Regions from separate parts of the Homo sapiens genome. Here region 1 is linked to region 2. Evidence: chromatin loops called from intact Hi-C (ENCODE). Cell type or tissue: PC-3. All regions are shown on one strand. Links, peaks and the distances in the headings refer to the core of each region. The heading gives the core; the rest is flanking DNA.

Region 1 (2,500 bases), core at 1-2,500, 110 kb before region 2:
GATTCTAGCACCCCATTCTCAGTACTAATAGGGGTTCTCTCAGTGTCTAGCACTTCACTGGGACCACAGGCTGTGGCATCCCCAATCTGTGAAATTCTATATCTCCTAGGAATTCCAAGCCCCACCCCCTTTGGCAACCAGGGTTCCTCGTATTGTTATGGTAAAGGAAAAAAGACTTGGCTTTAAGCTTGGGTTCCTCCTATGCATAAATTCATCAATATTACAAAATTGAGAGATCTAAAAAGAAAACACAGAAGGAAACTCATTGATGCCACCGGGTTATAACCTTTCTGCATTGATTTTTGTGTTTCAAGTTCAAGAGGCCTGTGCTAATCCAACAGCTTTCAATAATAAACTCTCAGAATGTGATTATTCTGGTCCTTTAAAAAGTTTCAGTACAGGCTGGGCACGGTGGCTCACGCCTGTAATCCCAGCACTTTGGGAGGTGGAGGTACACAGATCACCTGAGGTCAGGAGTTTGAGACCAGCCTGGCCAACATGACAAAACCCCGTCTCTACTAAAAACACAAAAATTAGCTGGGCATTGTGGCATGTGCCTGTAATCCCAGCTACTTGGGAGGCTGAGGCGGGAGAATCGCTTGAACCCAGGAGGTGGAGGTTGCAATGAGCAGAAACTGCACCACTGCATTCCAGCCTGGGCAACAGAGCGAAACTACATCCTCCCACCCCAACCCAAAAAACAAACAAACCCCATATCTGTATTTCAGTACAGATATACTGCATTTCACCCAACACCTGCAAACTCGAGGATCGATTACACTTTGAGAAATCAAATCCTTTGCACCCTTTGAGCTACGATTGCTTTTTCAGATCTGCTTTTTCTTCATTGCCAATTAATTTTCAGTGGCTAGAGACGCTTGATATTCAACATGAAGTTTCTATATTCTCTATGGTATGTAAATCAACACTTGAATAGCCCAATGGGACTCGCTATTTAAAGGACTTTTTGGCTCAACCGAGAACCTTTTGTGCTACAAATAGCCACCATTATTAAAAAGAGTTGAGCGGGCACATTATTTTGGGGGAGGAAAGGGTGTCAAGTATTTTCTTGAAGCAAGGCATCCCCGCCCTTAGCATAGTGGGGAACTTAGCGACCATAATTGTGAATGGCAGTATTAGAGTCTGGAGTCCCACTGGCCCTCCATGGGCAGACCTTGCCCTGTCTGGGAACTTGCACGACTGAGCCTTCTCAGAGCTCACACCAGTCTTTGGTTCCTGGGGAGCAAAAAGACAACACCTCCAGAGAGCTGCAAGAAGGAACTCGCAGAAGCCGGGGCCAGCAGGGGGCGCTGTGGGGTTTCTAATTTGGGAGCCTCCTAAGTCTACCCAAAGGAAGCCTTTGAAAGGCCCGCAAATCAATTCCCGCTTTCTTCCCAGATCATCACGATTTGTACAAAATAGAAATGCAGAGGACCCAAACTTGCTGAGCTAGCTCACGAGCACAGCCACCTCCCCCAAAGTCCTCTTGAACGAGGCAGAGGGTGGCCGTGCAGACAAGGAGCAGGCATGGGAACGTGGCTGGCAGGTGGGCTAGAATGCAAGGTGGGCCCAGGCTCTGGCCCTGCTGGGAGTTTAACCAAGGGGACTGACTCTGCATGCCGCTTGCTGAGAACCCTGGCAGAATGGCTGTGGGGCCCCAGGGCACCTTGGTGGACTGGTCTTTGATGCTTTGCTGGGAAGCCGACCCTCTGGGCGATAGCACTGGCTCAGAAACCAATTGTCTTAAATCTCAGTTCTGCTGAGCTTTGTAAGTAGAGAATTTTTAGCATTTCATTATTATTTTTATTTTTTTTTGAGATGGAGTCTCTCTCTGTTGCCCAGGCTGGAGTGCAGTCCACCTCCTGGGTTCAAGAGATTCTCCTGCCTCAGCCTCCCGAGTAGCTGGGATTACAGTAGCCCGCCACCATGCCCGGCTAGTTTTTGTACTTTTAGCAGAGACAGGGTTTAACCATGATGGCCAGGCTGGTCTCAAATTCCTGATTTCAGATGATCCACCGCCTCAACCTCCCAAAGTGCTAGGATTACAGGTGTGAGCCACCACGCCTGGCCTATTTTTTATTTTTTCTTCAAGCTTGGGACACATATGGGCCATATGAGAAGTACAGGGAGAAGGGGAAGAGGCAATGGAACAGCAGCAGCCATTTGGGCCCTATTCCCTTCTCCCCCCGAGTGTCCCCTCTGTGTGACTTATGTCTAGCCACATCCAGAAGCATCACATATACACACATGCTTGGCGGTGGCTCAATGATAGGTTTGCAGATGAAAGAATAATTTGCTAATGTCCAGCATTAAATGGAAAAAAAAAAACAGAAAATGTGCATTCTTCAGTGAAAAGAGTAAATATTGTCACCTGTGAACTGCTCAAGGTAACAAGGTTCATTCATTCCACACCTGTACATCATGTGTCAGGCACTGTTCTAGGCACTGGTGAGAGAGGGGAAGGACAGCAAAGTGCCCTATTCTCATTGAGAAGTCACTT
Region 2 (16,747 bases), core at 6,658-9,157:
TAAATGCAGAGAACTTGGCAATGTCATACAGTAGTGAGAACTCAGAAAAGTGGCTTCCTATTATTGTTATGTAATAGATAACGATTCGGACTTCCTGGCTTTTAATTCAGTGCACTTTCTACTCTGTCACTGTCCAGCCAAAGGTACTTCAGGCGCCATGTAGAAGGGGGCCCTTCCCTTGAAATCACACCGAGGCATCTCACGCCGGTCTGGGTGGGGGGCACCGTCTAGGGAGAGACGGCTGCTGGATAGAATTGCCTGAGAGCCCTGCCTCCGCCCTCAGGAGCTGGGATTTTAAACAAATCACATATGCATGCTTGCCAGGGTACATACCATGGAAACAATACTTGGACCCAAGCCTCATTCAAGTAGTTCAGTGGCTTCGGGTGTATTTATTGCATTTACCTTGCTGTGAGGAAATTAGTAGCTGACTATCGGGGATGGCTGCCAATGAGAGGGAGGAAGCCCAAATAGGCCAGCGTCTGCTACTCCCTCCTCTCTGTGCGACCTTGGCCAAGTCCCTCTCCACCCTGAACCTCATTTCTGCAACAGAAGGAAAGGTAACAGCAGCAGCCTCCTGTGGTTGAGAGCTTACTGTGCACTAAGCATTGGTGCCTGAGCCCTCTGCATAGGGGTTTTATTTAATTGTTACAGACTATATGAGAGAGAGAGAGAGAGAGAGAGAGAGAGAGAGAGAGAGAGACAGGGTCTTGATATCTTGCCCAGGCTGGTCTCAAACTCTGTGCCTCAAGTGATCCTCTTGCCTTAGTCTCCCGAGTAGCTAGGACTACAGGTGCATGCCACTACACCAAGCTAGTTGTTTTTATATTTGTAGAGACAGAGTCTCACTATGTTCTCGAACTCCTGGGCTCAAGTGACCCTCCTGCCTCAGCCTCCTGAGTTGCTGTGTCTACAGGCATGAGCCTCCATGCTGGGCCTTGTAAGCGCCATTTTTATCTGCACCTTACGGATGGATAAGGCAGATGAGGTTCAGGGACATAAATCAAGGAGGTAGACCTGGGTCTAAGTGAGTGGTCAATCACAGTCCTGAAAATAATCTCACAACACTATGCCTCCCTCCTTTTCCTCCACAAAGCACATCCTCGCCTGTGGATCTGGGTCATATTTGATTGCCCCATTTTATAGATGAGAAAACAAAGCTCCCACAGGGAAGCCTGCTTGTCCTGGTTTACCCGTGCTTTCCATTTTTAGCATTGAAAGATGAAGAATGTTAGGATGAAGAGGAGCCACCAAGCCTATCTAGTCTAGCTTCCTCATGCAGAAACGAGAAAACAGAGGCCTGGAGAAGCAAAGGGCTCATTCAACATGGACCAGCCATAGCTGGAGCATCCAGACCTGTGCTGTCCAATATGGCAGCCGCTTGACACACATGGCCATTGAGCACATGGACTGTGGCAGGTTCAGTTGCAATGTGCTGCAAGAGTAAAGTGCACATTGACTTTCAAAGACTAGTATGAGAGGTGATGGGTGCACCAAAATCTCAGAAGTCACCACTAAAGAACTTAGTCATGTAATCAAACACCACCTGTTCCCCAAAAAACCTATTGAAATAAAAAAATTTAAAAAACAAAAAACAAAGACTAGTATGAGAAAAAGAACATAAACATCTCCACGATGTTTACTGATTATATTTGAAATTATGCTGTTATGGATATATTGTGTTAAATAAAATTATTATGAAAGTTAATTTTCCCCATTGCTTTTCACTCTTCTTTCTTTTTTTGTGAGACAGGGTCTCACTCTGTCACCCAGGCTGGAGGGCAGTGGCACAATCTTGGCTCACTGCAGCCTCCACCTCCCAGGCTCAAGTGATCCTCCTACTTCAGCCCCCTGAGTAGCTGGGACTCCAGACACACGCCACCATGCCCAGCTAATTTTTGTATTTTTGTAGAGAAGAGGTTTTGCCATGCTGTCCAGGCTGGTCTTGAACTCATGGGCTTGAGCAATCCTCCTGCCTCAGCCTCCCAAAGTATAGGGATTACAGGCATGAGCCACTGTACCCAGCTGCTTTTTACTCTTTTTTTTTTTTTTTTTTTTTTTTTTTGAGACGGAGTCTTGCTCTGTCGCCCAGGCTGGAGTGCAGTGGCGCGATCTCGGCTCACCGCAAGCTCTGCCTCCCAGGTTCACGCCATTCTCCTGCCTCAGCCTCCCGAGTAGCTGGGACTACAGACATGTGCTACCATGCCCGGCTAATTTTTTTGTATTTTTAGTAGAGATGGGGTTTCACCATGTTAGCCAGGATGGTCTCGAGCTCCTGACCTTGTGATCCGCCTGCCTTGGCCTCCCAAAGTGCTGGGATTACAGGCTTGAGCCACCGTGCCCGGCCGCGCTTTTTACTCTTTTTAATGTGACTTATAAAGCCCAACATTACACACATGGCTTGCATTATATTGCCATTGGGCAGCATGGGTCTAGAGTGTGACCGTTGTTCTTTCTGTAGCCTACCATCCCTGGATCTCCTCAAGAACCTACTGGTAACAGCCAGGCAGAAGACACTTCTTAAAGTTTTCCCTTTTAAAGAAACCAGAAAAATGACAAAGAGGGTTTGCAAATATCACGTCACCTTTTGAAACTGACCTCTGGGAATAGGCATGGTGGGGGTAGCATGGAAAGAGAGAAAATCCACCCAGAACCATATGAATAGAGAGGTCATAGTAGAATGTCCCCTGGGCTAATAGTCCAGTATCCAAAATCTTGCTTCCAAGTGTCAGTTAAAATCTAACCCAGGGCTGTCATCCCAGCACATTGGGAGGCTGAGGCAGGCAGATTGCTTGAGGCCAGGAGCTTGAAATCAGCCTGTGCAACATAGTGATATCCCATTTCTACAAAAAACACAAAAATTTGGACAGGCGCGGTGGCTCACACCTGTAATCCCAACACTTTGGGAGGCCGAGGCAGGTGGATCACTTGAGGTCAGGAGTTCAAGACCAGCCTGGCCAACATGGTGAAACCCCATATCTACTAAAAATACAAAAAAGTTAGCTGGGTGTGGTGGCAGGCACCTGTGATCCCAGCTGATCAGGAGGCTGAGGCAGGAGAATGACTTGAACCTGGGAGGCGGAGGTTGCAGTGAGGCGAGATTGCGCCACTGCACTCCAGCCTGGGCGACAGAGTGAGACTCTGTCTCAAACAAAACAAAAAAAAACAAAACAAAACAAAATAAAAATTAGGCATGGTGACACATGCCTGTAGTCCCAGCTATTCTGGAGACTGAGGTGGGAGGATCAATTGAGCCTGGGAGGTTGAGGCTACCGTGAGCCAAGATAGCACCACTGCATTCCAGCCTGGGTGACAGAACAAGACCCTGTTTCATAGGCGGGAACTGAACAATGAGAACACATGGACACAGGAAGGGGAACATCACACTCTGGGGACTGTTGTGGGGTGGGGGGAGGGATAGCATTAGGAGATATACCTAATGCTAAATGACGAGTTAATGGGTGCGGCACACCAGCATGGCACATGTATACATATGTAACTAACCTGCACATTGTGCACATGTACCCTAAAACTTAAAGTATAATAATAATAAAATTAAAAAAATCTAACTCATCTGTACAATAAATGTGTCATTAAAGACAATGAGGCAGATCTCTATCTGCAAATAAGAAATGAACTCCAAGGTATACCATTAAGGTGCAAGCAAGTCAGTTCTGTATATGTAAATGTAAAGGTTATTCTGGAGGAAACGGATATCAATGGTTTTACATGAATAATATCAAAGAAAACAAAACCCAGCCTGCCTGTGAAGTCTTGACTCTTTTCAGTTTATACACCCACAAAATATCTGATGGAGTTTCAGCCCTGTTTCCCATCTCCCTCCAATCTCATTTAAAAACAAACTCCAAGTCCTCCAAGTCTTCAAAAACAAAACAAAATACTGCCACCCCCAACACAAACAAAAGACTGAAAGCGTAAACCCAACTGCGCTCTTTTAAAAAATGCAAAACCACCAGCTTCTTTACATTTCCTGAACTGCTAATTTGCAGTCTTTCCCCAGAGAGATCACCACCCAGGAATCAAGCTGAAGTGCTTTCTCCCATGCCGGTAAGTCATGGCGGCAAACCCACAAGTCCCCACAAATCTGGGGGTTAAGTTGACATTCTTTGCCTTGGGGATCCCAAAGACACAAGCATCCTGAGTCTCCTCAGCCACGGAATTCCCCCAGTTTCATGGCTACAGTTTGCCTATGATGATGTCAATCTTCCCACCTCTGATGCCCATATCTCAGAGGTAGTAACAGGCTCAGCTTAGAGTTACAAGCACGAGCATTAATGATTGTTTAAAATGTGACACACACTCTGTTGTCAAGGCTTTGGGAAATCCCACTCTCTTACATTGCTGCCAAATACAACCTCTTTGAATGGCAGTTTGACAATATCTACCTCCAAATTTAAAATACATATATCTTGGCCTGACAATTCAAATGTCAGGACTTTCTCCTGCAGGTAACCTGAAAGGAACATCCTTAAACACATACAAAACTCTTCTTTGCAGGGTTCTGAATATCTGAATATCAAGAGATTGAGAAAATCTTAAGTACCCATCAATAGAAGACTATTAAATCAACTATGGCACATCCATACAACGGAATTCTGGGCAGGCATTAAATAAGCAGGAGATTAGAGCTAAAAAGACCAGACCAGTGAGGAATGCTCTTAAAGATACAGTGTTAAATTTAAAAGCAAGGTGGAGCACACCCATTTAGAAATATAATTATAAGTCCATCCTACAGCTTCATCATGCATTCATCCATGTTTCCACATAAGCTTGGAGATGCACTGAACAGCTCTGGAAAATTATTCAAGATATCAGTACCAGTGGTTACTTCTAGGAAAGGGGGCTGGAAGGCTAGAAATTGGGTGGGAAGGAAGCTTACTTTTTATTGTATATTCCTTCATATTAGATTGCTATTCTTTATTTATTTATTTTTGAGACAGGGTCTCGCTTTGTTGCCCAGGCTGGAGGGCAGTGGTGTAATAACAGCTAACTGCAACCTCCAAGGCCTGGGCTCAAGTTATCCTCAAGCTTTGGCCTCCTGAGTAACTGGACTACAAGCACACACCACCGTGACTGGCTAATTTTTTAACTTTTTGTAGAAACGGTGTCTCACTATGTTGCTCAGGGTGGTCTCAAACTCCCGGCCTCAAGCAATCCTTCCACCTTGACCTCCCAAAGTGCAGAGTTTATAAGCATGAACCACTGTGCCTGGACTAAATTATTATTTTTTAACAATGTTTTTTGCATCAATTTTAAGAAAAGAGTAAGGTCTTTGAAGTCAGACTGTCTGATTCTCTACTTGGCTTTGTGATCGTGGGCAAGTTACTTACTCTCTCTGAGTCATAGTTTCTGCATCTATTAAATAGGGGTGATAATAGTGCCTACATAGATAGGGTGTCTGAGGATACAAAGAGATAATAGTTAATGTTTTCTCCTTTTTTATTTATGTATTTATTTTGAGACGGAGTCTCACTCTGTCACCCAGGCTGGAGTGTGGTGGCGCAATCTCGGCTCGCTGCAACCTCTGCCTCCCAGGTTCAAGTGATTCTCCTGCCTCAGCCTCCTGAGTAGCTGGGACTACAGGCACCCGCCACCACTCCTGGCTAATTTTTGTATTTTAATTTTTAAATTTCTATTATTTTTATTCTTTTTTGAGACGTAATCTTGCTCTGTTGCCCAGGCTGAGTGCAGTGGCGTGATCTTGGCTTACTGCAACCTCTGCCTCCCAGGTTCAAGTGATCCTCCTGCCTCAGCCTCCTGAGTAGCTGATATCACACCTGGCTATTTTTTTTTTTTTTTTTTTTTTTGTATTTTTAGTAGAGATGGGGTTTCACCATGTTGGCCAGGCTGGTCTCGAACTCCTATCCTCAAGTGATCCACCTGCCTCGGCCTCCCAAAGTGCTGGGATTACAGACATGAGCCACTGTGCCCAGCCAATAGTTAACGTTTTCTATGTTATTACAATGCACCATAGACTAGGTAAGTGCCCAGGAAATGGATCCTTTTACCACCACTATTACTAATTATCATCACGTAAGCAGTCATTTTTCTATTGAGCATCCGTAGTGTCTGGTGGATGTGCTGCTTAAGGCACTTTGTGTTGAAAGACCAGGTAAAAGGTACGGACACGTGGACTGGTCCTGTCTCCCATGGGAGTCGATGACTGTCATTGGCTCCTTTTCGGAATGCTGCAAAAGCAGGATTCAGTTTGTCGGAACACGGCACATGAAAGATGCATCCAGAAGCACTGAGGCCCCAGAACTTGGTGGTGAGTCAACACCACTAGGGCGGGATGAGGAGGACGGTCTGGTTCATCACAGGGAGAGAGCTGCAGGGCTGTCATCCCGATGTTAGAATAGATCTGGGGAATCACAGAGTCTTCATTTCAGCTTCGTTTTGCAGAGCTCATTTACTTGAGCTAGTTCGGCCAACGGGAGACCAATATATCCATCCATCATATGACAGAAAATTTCAGAGTTTGGGGCTAAGGTTCTTAAGTTCCTTCTATCCATGGACGCTTCAGTGGCACAAAAGCACAAAAGTGGCACAGATGCACTTCTGCCTCCCACCCTTGCCCCTACATACCTGCCCCATTGCTGTAAATGCTGTGTGGGGGTCAAAGGCATGAATTTGGAGCTAGAAAAACCAGGGTTTGTGACCCACCTCTGCTGCCTATTAGCCTCAGATTCCTCATCTGTAAAGTGGGAACAATTCTGGTTTCTGCCTTAAAGATGGAAACCAATAAATCACATGGGATAATTTAAATGGAAGTGCATTAGAGGGGATAATTCATCTATAGCATGTGGTACTGTTGACTATTATTTTTAGAGTCACTTTAGATTACACATCAAGATAATTGAACCATTTCAGGCTAGATATGCAAACATAATCATGGCCAAGAGGACAGCCTCATTACTATAAAAAGGAAACATATTATCAGCGGTCTCGGAAACTTTTCTTAACAATCATTAAAATAAGATGGCACATATTTTCTAACCCCCATCAACATTATACTCTTTTACTTTTTTTTTCCTCCCTCCCTCTTTCTCTCCTTTGCCTCCTCTCATCTTTTCTTTTCTTTCCTTCATGCCAACCATTCATTTGCCTACTCATACATAGCTCTCCCCAGGACAGGGCAGTCAGCGTGGAGCTTGCATTGGGATTACAGGGGTGGATAAGATAGACAGCATCCCTGCCCTCAAGCTTACAACCTAGGGTGGAGGTAGTTGGAGATTAATATTAGTGATAAAAACAATGAGTAGAACAAAAGCGAAAATACAGGGTGCTAACGAGACCTTGCATAAGGGACATAACATGGTCTGGGTGGTGGTGGTCAGGGAAGGCTTCCTGGAGGAAGAGTCAGGATCCAGAGTTGGCCAGATAAGAAGGTGGATGGAGGAAGTGAGAAATGGAGGACAGAGACCAGCGTGTGAGAAGGCACTGTGGTAGGATGGAGCTGGCATTGGGGTGACAGAAGAAAGCCATGTCACGAGATAAATCTGGAGAGGTCATCAGGGGCTGGATCATCAGGTCTCTTGAAAGGCAAGTTAACAATTTTGGACTTTATTCTTAGAGCGATGGCAAGCATTGGAGGGTTTTGAGACAAGAAGTACAGTGGTCAGATTTAGATTTTATGAAGATTACTCTGGCTGCTGCTGGATGGCAAATGGGTGGGAAAAGCAAGGCTGGGTATGGGGAGCCTGGTTAGGAGGCTGCTGCAGGCCAGAGATGAGCAATGATGGTGGTTAAGGATCAGGTGGTGAAAGGGAGGAAGGAAGGAAGTGGGTCGATTTAAGAGATGTTTACAAGATTGAGTCAACAAGATTTGGTGACTAATTGGATACAGAAGCTAACGGAGAAGGAGGTGTCTGCAGTGACCTCCCAGCTCCTGGCTTCCACTAGTAGAAGGAGTGTGAAGGATTTCCTGAGAGAGGGAAACCTGAACAATGGGGTAAAAATAGGGTGAAAGGGCTGGATGCCTGTAATCCCAGCACTTTGGGAGGCTGAGGCGAGAGGATTGTTTGAGGCCAGGAGTTCAAGACCAGCCTGAGTAATATAGTAGGACCCCCATCTCTACCAAAAAAAAAAAAATTAACTACGATTGTGCCATTGCACACCAGCCTGGGTGACAGTGCAAGACTCTGTCAAAAAGAAGGAAGGAAGGAAGGAAGAGAGGGAGGGAGGGAGGAAGGAAGGAAGGAAGGAAAATGGGGGTGAAAGAAAGAATAAGAATGAATGAAATTCATTTCATAGAACTGTCTTTCATGAATAGTAATAATTTAGTTGTGGTCTAGTATATTGCAAGAATCAACATTTCCTAATAACGTCATTTCCATAATTCTGAGAATTCAGCTACAAAAAATATGCTCAATTTGGCTCAATTCCAAGCTTTGCCATTTATAAGCTATTTGATCTTGGATAAGTCATTTAACATTTTGACTCTCAATTTCCTTTTGTGAAATCGAAACAGTAATAACAACTAGTTGCCAAGACTTTCGTAATGATTAAGCAAGATGGACACCGTAAAGGGCACTTTGTAAACTGTAAATGTCAACTATAATGACAATGTTGAATGTTTATTTTTCAGGGAACATAATAACTGTTTTCTCCAAATTGCACATCAGTGTTAACTTGAGGCTCAATCAAATTTCTCCTCTCATGCCTGGCATCCTTGGGTGCTTTCTGGTGTAGGGGAGCTGAGTCAAAAGGCTGACAAAAGGTGCTCAGGGAAGAAAAAAGAAGTAAGAATAACTATTTTAAGAGAGCAGTAATAAGATTTGTTCCCTTCACTCGAAAGTTGCCTTTACATAGATCCACAACATCCATATAGGCCTGAATCAGTTACAAATGAATTTCAGTAAAGGGAAAACATGTTAAATAGAAAACATAAACTACAATGGCAGAAATAATTCCACATATGTCAGATATACCAGTAATAACAATAAATGCAATTGGGTCAAACTTGAGTAAAAGATCAAGACTCTTCAATTGTATAAAATGTATTTGCAGTTGCCCTACCTTAGTATGAATGTGTAAACTAGTACCAAGGACAGGAGGGAAAATATTCATTAAGGCAGGCCTGAGCCTAGTATACATTTGCTGGCCACATGGAGCTAAAGCACCACAGGTCTGCTTTCATCTGCACAATATAATTGACTTTCTTCTTAGAATATGTTAGCACCTAGTAAGCATGAAATAAGTATTTGGTGAATAAGCGCTCAACTATTCACACTGAGTACTTATTAGGTTGAAATATATGAAATTAACAGTTTTGCAAATGATCAACTTTTTCAATTTCGTACAGTTCAACTTAATATTTTGAGCATTTTTATATGTAAGCACTTTATTGGAAGATCTCATTTTCATTCTTGCAACACGATATGAACATGACATGACATTATAATTCCCATTTTATAGATGTTAAAATCAAGGCTCAAAGACATTAAGTCATAGGTTATGCAGCTAGTGTCAGTGGTGGGGACTCAAGTCAAGTTTGTCTGAACTCAACGTCTTTGCTTTTCTAATGTTCTAAGTACTGCTATATATTTTTAGCTCAATTCTACAATTTTAGTAATTGAAAGTTGAAAGAGATGCTAGGGATTTTCTACTCCAATTCACAATATTGATTTTATAAACCTCCTACAGGGCTCAGGGAACCCTGAAAATCCTGAAATTGTGTGCACAACTTTTGTGATACGTGCATTTATATGGGGAAAACAGGCCATGGCATTAATACAATTTTCCAAGTATTCCATTACACAATAAATAACAAGGGTAGAAGTCACTGGTTTCACATTACATTTTGGAGATGAGGAGCTACAGGCTCATAGTCAGGAAAGGACTTGCCTAAGATTCTTAGAAACAGAGTCAGAACGAAGATCAAACGCGGGCTATTATGATTAATTCTTGCTTGCTTGCTTGGTTGCTTGGTTGCTTTCTTGCTTTTTTTTTTTTTTTTTTTTGGCAGTGTCTCACTCTGTTGCCCAGGCTGGAGTGCAGTGGCACAATCTCGGCTCACTGCAACCTCCGCCTCCTGGGTTCAAGCAATTCTCCTGCCTCAGCCTCCTGAGTAGCTGGGACTATAGACGCCTGCCAGCTAATTTTTATATTTTTAGTGGAGATGGGATTTTGCCGTGTTGGCCAGGCTGGTCTCAAACCCCTGACCTCATGTGATCCGTCTGCCTCGGCCTCCCAAAGTGCTGGGATTACAGGCGTGAGCCACCGCGCCCGGCTGCAAGATGCTCTTTCTGTCTTGTTATGCTGGAACTTAACAATTTAAATTATTGCCCAACAGTCAAATATTGGCTCACCTCCCTTCCTGGTGAAATACCTCCAAAAATTATCCGCCTCCTGAGGATCGATAACAGGGTATCTGAAGATACCACTACAAGTGAGATGAGGGGACAAGGCTAACAGATTCTAGTCACTTGTCAAAGTAAATGTTTAAACAATCAATTTCATAATTAGGATAAGAAGCTTAAAATATATATTTAGTGCTGTAAGGGAACCATAGATGATAATGTACTTTTTCAAATAAAAAATCAAATAAAAATAATGATTATGGTATCAGAGACGTCTGCTACAATTCCTTCATTTACTCAGCTTTTATCAATTAACACTTAGGGCTGGGCTCAGTGGCTCATGCCTGTAATCCCAACACTTTGGGAGGTTAAGGCAGGAGGATTATTGAGCCCAGGAGGTCGAGGCTGCAGTGAGCCATTATTGTGCCACTGGACTCTAGCCTGGGTGAAAAAGCAAGACCTTGTCTCAAACAAACAAACAAAAAAACAACCACCTGTGCATAGCACAGGACTTGGCACATAATAGGTACTCAGTGAATCAGGGTCTCAATCTCTAAGTCTACAGCTATTGAATGAAGCAGCCCTGTGAGAGGTGAGAGGGAGCAGTGGGGACTGTAGAGAACTGGAGGGCCCATGCCGTGTTTGGAGAGCAGTTCCAGCCAGTGGTTGCCATGCAGAAAGCCAAGACTGGTCTCACTTCACTTCCTGAAAGCAGCTGCAGGGAGGTGATGGCATGGCCCATTACAAATGAGTGAATGAATGAGACTTCAGACACTTGGTTAACAAAACTTGGATTCAGGCCAGGTGCCGTGGCTCACGCCTGTAATCCCAGCACTTTGGGAGGCTGAGGCGAGCGGATCACCTGAGACCAGGAGTTTGAGACCAGTCTGGCCAACATGGTGAAACCCCGTCTCTACTAAAAATACAAAAATTAGCCAGGCGTGGTGGCACGTGCATGTAATCCCAGTTACTCAGGAGGCTGAGGCAGGAGAATGGCTTTAACCCGGGAGGCTGAGGTTGTAGTGAGCCACGATCACACCACTGCACTCCAGCCTGGACCACAGAGCGAGACTCTGTCTCAGAAAACAAAAACAAAAACAAAACTTGGATTCAGAAAAAGGAACGACAATGTGGGGTGGGTCTTAATGGAGTTTGCAAAACCACCAGCGATGAACATGGTCTAATGCTTTGCTACCCAAAGCGTGGTCCATGCACCAGCACCAGCAGCATCACCTGGGAGCATGTCAGCAATGCAGAATCCCAAGGCCCAGCCCAGACCTATGACTCAGGCTCTGCATTTTAGGAAGATCCCCCAGTGGATTTATGTGCACACTGGAGTTTGAGAAACACTGGTACGGTTTGCTTCTAAAGCCCCGTGTGACTTTTTGTGACCTACACAAATGGCCATTTTAAAGGAAATTTCAACTTCAACTCAAACTATCACCTGTTCTGCACAAAAAATGCTTCAGATCCAGGATATCACATTCTTCAATCAGGCTCTGGTCAGATTCTATCAAAGACAGCCCATAGGTATACAAATGAATTGCGTTTGGTTAATACAGTTAAATTTTTTCCCCCAAATTTGTTATCACCATTTAAAAACTGGAGGTTTCAGGCCGGGCATGGTGGCTCACACCTGTAATCCCAGCACTTTGGGAGGCCAAGGAAGGTGGATCACTTGAGGTCAGAAGTTGAAGACGAGCCTGGCCAAGATGGTAAAACCCTGTCTCTACTAAAAATACAAAAATTAGCTGGGTGTGGTGGTGCACACCTGTAGTCCCAGCTGCTTGGGAGTCTGAGGCAGAAGAATTGCTTGAACCTGGGAGGCGGAGGTTGCAGTGAGCCAAGATCGCGCCACTGCACTCCAGACTGGGTGAAAGAGAGTGTGACCCTGTCTCAAAACAAGGAAAAAAAAAAAAAGAAAAATAAACAAACAAACAAAAAACTGGAGGTTTCATCAAAGATAGAAATTTCTGGCTTTCTTGGAGCCATGGAAGATATGTTTACACTGGGCCTGTGTTCCTGAGCACACTCCAAACAGCTGGAGTAGGTGGTGGCGCCTCCCCCTTTAGGTGGGGCATGAGCTCTCTGGTTCCCCTGCAAAACCCTGTGGCCCCCGTCATTCATTTGTTTCTTGCAAATAAGTATTTCACTATAGGCCTTTGACTGTGGGACCCCTGCTAGTGAGTGAGTTTTAAAGGGCAACAAGGAAGGTCACCTTCAGAAGCTACTCAATGAAGGGACAGCATGCTCAGTGACTTGGGTCTTGTCCTGGGTGGTTCCAGTCGATCCAGGTGTTTGATGGGATCCCCACCTCCGCATGAGATCACAGCATCCACCCCAGCTTGTGCCCTGGGGCTGATACTCAACACTGACCTTGTTCTCCCTGGGTTAAATCTACTGAGAGTGACGCAGCACTTTGCACGATCATCTTGAAGTCTGAATCTGTTTCTTCTTTCACTTTGGGTGTGCACCAAAGCCCTTCCTGGAGTGACACCTTTCTGTCTAAATTGGGCTTTCTCTTTTGATGTCAAACCAGTCCTTGCATACTCATTCTAACAGGAGCTGAGTGGAATGCAACTTCCTTCCTCCATTCCAAGGGAAGATTCAGTCCCAGATCCCCTACATTTTTTTTTTTTTTTTTTTTTTTAGTGACTCTACCTGGGGGTTACCTGAACTGGCTTGGTCTTTATCTCGTGTTGCACCAGCACACCTGGGAAGCCCCTGGAGGACACCCTACCTCGACACTGCGGGACACATCCCCACCTGAGTCAGCTTTACTGAACAGAGCTCTGCAAATAACCCCTGAAATAAAAATCACAGAAGAGAACGGTGTCACCTTCAACAGTCTATAAGCTGATGTCGCAGAGGTTGGAAGGAAGGGTTAAAGGGGAATGTCATGGTTCAGGATCACAGGCATGGGATTCAAATCCTGATTCTGTCATTTACTGACACGTGACTCGGTCAAGGGCTTCAGCATCTTGGTGCCTCCGTTTCTTCATCTATAAAATGGCAAAAAACAATAGTCCTGAATCTACTTTGCAAGACTCTTGTGAAGATTCCATGAAGTAACGTCATGTTTCCCATGCTGCTCTTACCAACATCATATCTTTGCACCATACCTGTGTCTCACCTATGCAATTATTTATTTAATATTTTCCCTTACAATGAACTCACTTTCTATCTTAGATACTATAGCCTCATCCTAAAAGCTAATATCCACGAAATCGTCGTATAAATTTGCTAACTGCTTTTTTCTATGATCTATCAAAACAAATATTTAATGAGTAAATTTTTTAAAAAATGGCTCCTTGATCTAATCATGAAAACACATGGAACAAATTCACACAAAGTGGCACTGTAACTGACCAGTCATCTTCAAAGGTGTCAAGCCCGTGGGAGACAAGGAAAGACTGACAAACTGTCACAGATCAGAGGAGGCAGAGAGAAATCAGCGCCGAAAGCAATGTGGGATCCTGGAACCGAAACAGCACAGTAGCGGAGAAAGTGGTGCAATTCGAATAGGGTCTGTCGTTTAGTTAATATCATGCCATTGTCAATCTTCTGTTCTTGATAATTAGATTATGGTTATGTACGATATTAACATTGGGGAAACTAGGTCAGGGTATAAAGAAACTCGTTGTACCATATTGCAACTTTTCCGTGAATCTAAAATTACTTCAAAATAAAAGTTTTTCAAAAAATGAGTATCAGTAAAGTGGTTGTTCCTTTTCCCTTCTCCTCGCCCCCTGGCAACCACTAATCTGCTTTCTGCCTCCGTGGATTTGTCTATTCTGGATACTGCATATAAATGAAATCCTACAAGATGAGGCTTTTTGAGTCTGGCTTCTTTCACTCAGCATCACGCTTTTGAGGTTCATCCATGTTACAGCATAGATCAGCACTTCATTTCTTTTAGTGGCTGAGTAATATTCCATTAGATAGATGGATAAGCCACTTTTAGTTTATCCACTCGTCCATTGACAGACATCTGGGTTGTTTCCACCCTTTGGCTATCGTGAATAGTGCTATGAACACACATGGGAAAGTTTTTGTTTGAATACTTCTTTTCAATTCTTAAGAAGTACAAGGTTCCCTTGTGGGGTAATGGAGATGTTTTGGAACTAGATAGAGGCAATGATCACACAACACAAATGCTACTCTAAAATGGTTAATTTTATATTACATGAATTTTACCTCAATGAAATAAAACAATAAAAAATGGGTCCCACCAGTGGAGTATCCACCATATTTTGGAAACCTGTGCTTATACAGGCCCAGGGCTTAGCATGGTACCTAGTCTGTAGCAAGTACATGAAGAACATTGGCTGGTGTTATTATTCATTATTTTGAGACTGGGTCTTGTTGTGTTGCCCAGGCTGGAGTGCAGTGGTGTGATCATAGCTAACTGCAGTCTCGAACTCCTGGGCTCAAGGATACCCCTGCCTCAGCCTTCTGAATAGCTGGGACTACAGGCACGAGCCACCACACTTGGTTAATTTTTTATTTTTTTTGTAGAGATTGGGGTCTTGCTACATTGCTTAGGCTGGTCTTGAACTCCTGAGCTCAAGCAATCCTCCCTCCTCAACCTCCCAAAGTGCTGGGTTTACAGGTGTGAGCCACCATGCCTGGCCGGCTGGTGTTATTATTACTGCCAGAGACACACAGACTCTCAGCTCCCACTTCAGAGTTTTTTTCTACAGTATCATTGTCATTTCCACCAAGAAAGTTTCTCCAAGTTTAATCTACAACTCTCCTTGGAAGTCAGCAGTAAAATCTCAGGATTCCTGAGATGCTATCATTAGAAAACCTTGCTTTGAAATCTATGAACCTTTTGTGCTTTGATAAGACTTGCATTCCTGGCTAGCAGGGCACAGCACGCCATTGCCATGGGACGATGTGTGACGTGCTCACGGACAATGCAGAGTGGGCATTCAACAGGCACTTACTAGTTACCTGTTGACTGCACACCAAAGCTATTTCAACAGATTATTCAATGAGTCACACCTCCTCAATTAACTGGGTGCTTTATTTAGGACTCCACCCTACAATTTGCAGGCTAAGTTGCAATGCCCTGGAACTGTTCACTTGATTTTATAGTACCCACTCCCATTTTCTCAAAGTACCTTGTGTGTTTGAAATGAAAGCAAATGCCTGATTTATTTTAAGGATTTCATAAGGACCCTACAGAAAACTGAAGACACACCAGCATGTCCTGGATCCAGGAAGCAAAATGGAGACATTCCAGGATGTCCCAACTCAGGGAAACTTCTTTTTGCTCAGAGCTGATGAACTGGGATTGGTCTTACTCACCATTATTGGTGAACTCTTCCTCTTTCCCCCCATCTGTGCTAGTTGTCATCCTTTGCCCCCAGATTCATTCTCCAAACTTATCTGGGCTCCCGAAGAGGCTGACCTCTATGGACATCAAAAGGTCTCTTGGCCGGGTGCGGTGGCTCAAGCCTGTAATCCCAGCCCTTTGGGAGGCCGAGGCGGGCGGATCACGAGGTCAGGAGATGGGGACCATACTGGCTAACACGGTGAAACCCCGTCTCTACTAAAAATACAAAAAAATTAGCCGGGCCTGTTGGCGGGCGCCTGTAGTCCCAGCTACCCAGGAGGCTGATGCAGGAGAATGGCGTGAACCCGGGAGGCGGAGCTTGCAGTGAGCCGAGATCGCGCCACTGCACTCCAGCCTGGGCGACAGAGCAAGACTCCGTCTCAAAAGAAGAAGAAGAAAAAAAAAAGTCTCTTGCCCTCTGGCATCTGATTGGGTTTGGCCAATGGGATGTGGAGACAGGAGATGAGGGAGAAGCCGAGAAGCCAGGGTATTTCTTTCTCTGCTCTCTCCCTCTCTTAGTGCTGTAGTCTGGCAGGGTCTGCATTCCCTTCTGAGTATAGCTTCTACAGGGACCCTTCCCTTCGCCAGCACCCCCACTCCATTCCACCACCCAAAGGGCTTCGGTAACACTGTCGCTTCCCCCTGCTCCTTCAGGCCTGGAGTGGCAACTGCTGCCCTGGTTGCTAGTCCCTGAGTACTTAAGCACCCCTTTGTTGGTGCCTTAACCTGTGTCCATAAGCTGCTCCTTAATTAAATTACTTGGAAATCCCAGCTGCAGGTGCCTTCTGTTTCCTGCTTAGACCCTGACTGACAAATCTTCACCTCCATTGCCCCTTGGGAGGAGGGATGAGGAATATCAGAAGGAACCTGGATAGTCAAGGGCATGACATGTCTAAGCCAAGTCATCCTAATCACCAACCTCAACCTTGCCAAGAAACTGATGGAGTAGCTGCATGTGCCAAGCATTTAATGGTCTCAATAATGCAGTGAAGTAGAATTATTCCTGTGTTTACAGAAGAGGAAAATGAGATTTACAGAGAGATTAAATAACTTGCCAAGGTTACAGAGTGAATAAATGGCAGTG

Evidence for each region. Hi-C counts contacts between places; a loop is a spot of excess contacts. Peaks named below come from ENCODE experiments on the same cell type or tissue, not always from the same donor. Only the 100,000 strongest peaks of a DNase experiment are listed, where the experiment ranks them.
Region 1: it touches region 2 in a loop (2.5-fold over the local background); 3 of 110 quality-filtered maps call a loop at or near these places.

The regions. Positions count from the first base shown.
Region 1 is chr12:117,235,361-117,237,860 of GRCh38, forward strand. The region is part of intron 20 of NOS1 (nitric oxide synthase 1); the gene reads right to left. Among named protein-coding and RNA genes, the nearest start is that of FBXO21, 46 kb to the left of the region's middle. RefSeq lists enhancers at 1,021-1,525, 1,526-2,030. In PC-3, for the core only: CTCF peaks have their summits at 1,305 (motif pointing right) and 1,505; a DNase peak (open chromatin) is centred at 1,301.
Region 2 is chr12:117,335,069-117,351,815 of GRCh38, forward strand. All of the region lies in intron 1 of NOS1 (nitric oxide synthase 1), which reads right to left. Among named protein-coding and RNA genes, the nearest start is that of NOS1, 18 kb to the right of the region's middle. In PC-3, for the core only: no CTCF peak of the experiment used is centred there; DNase peaks (open chromatin) are centred at 7,813 and 8,463; H3K27ac peaks cover 1,707 bases.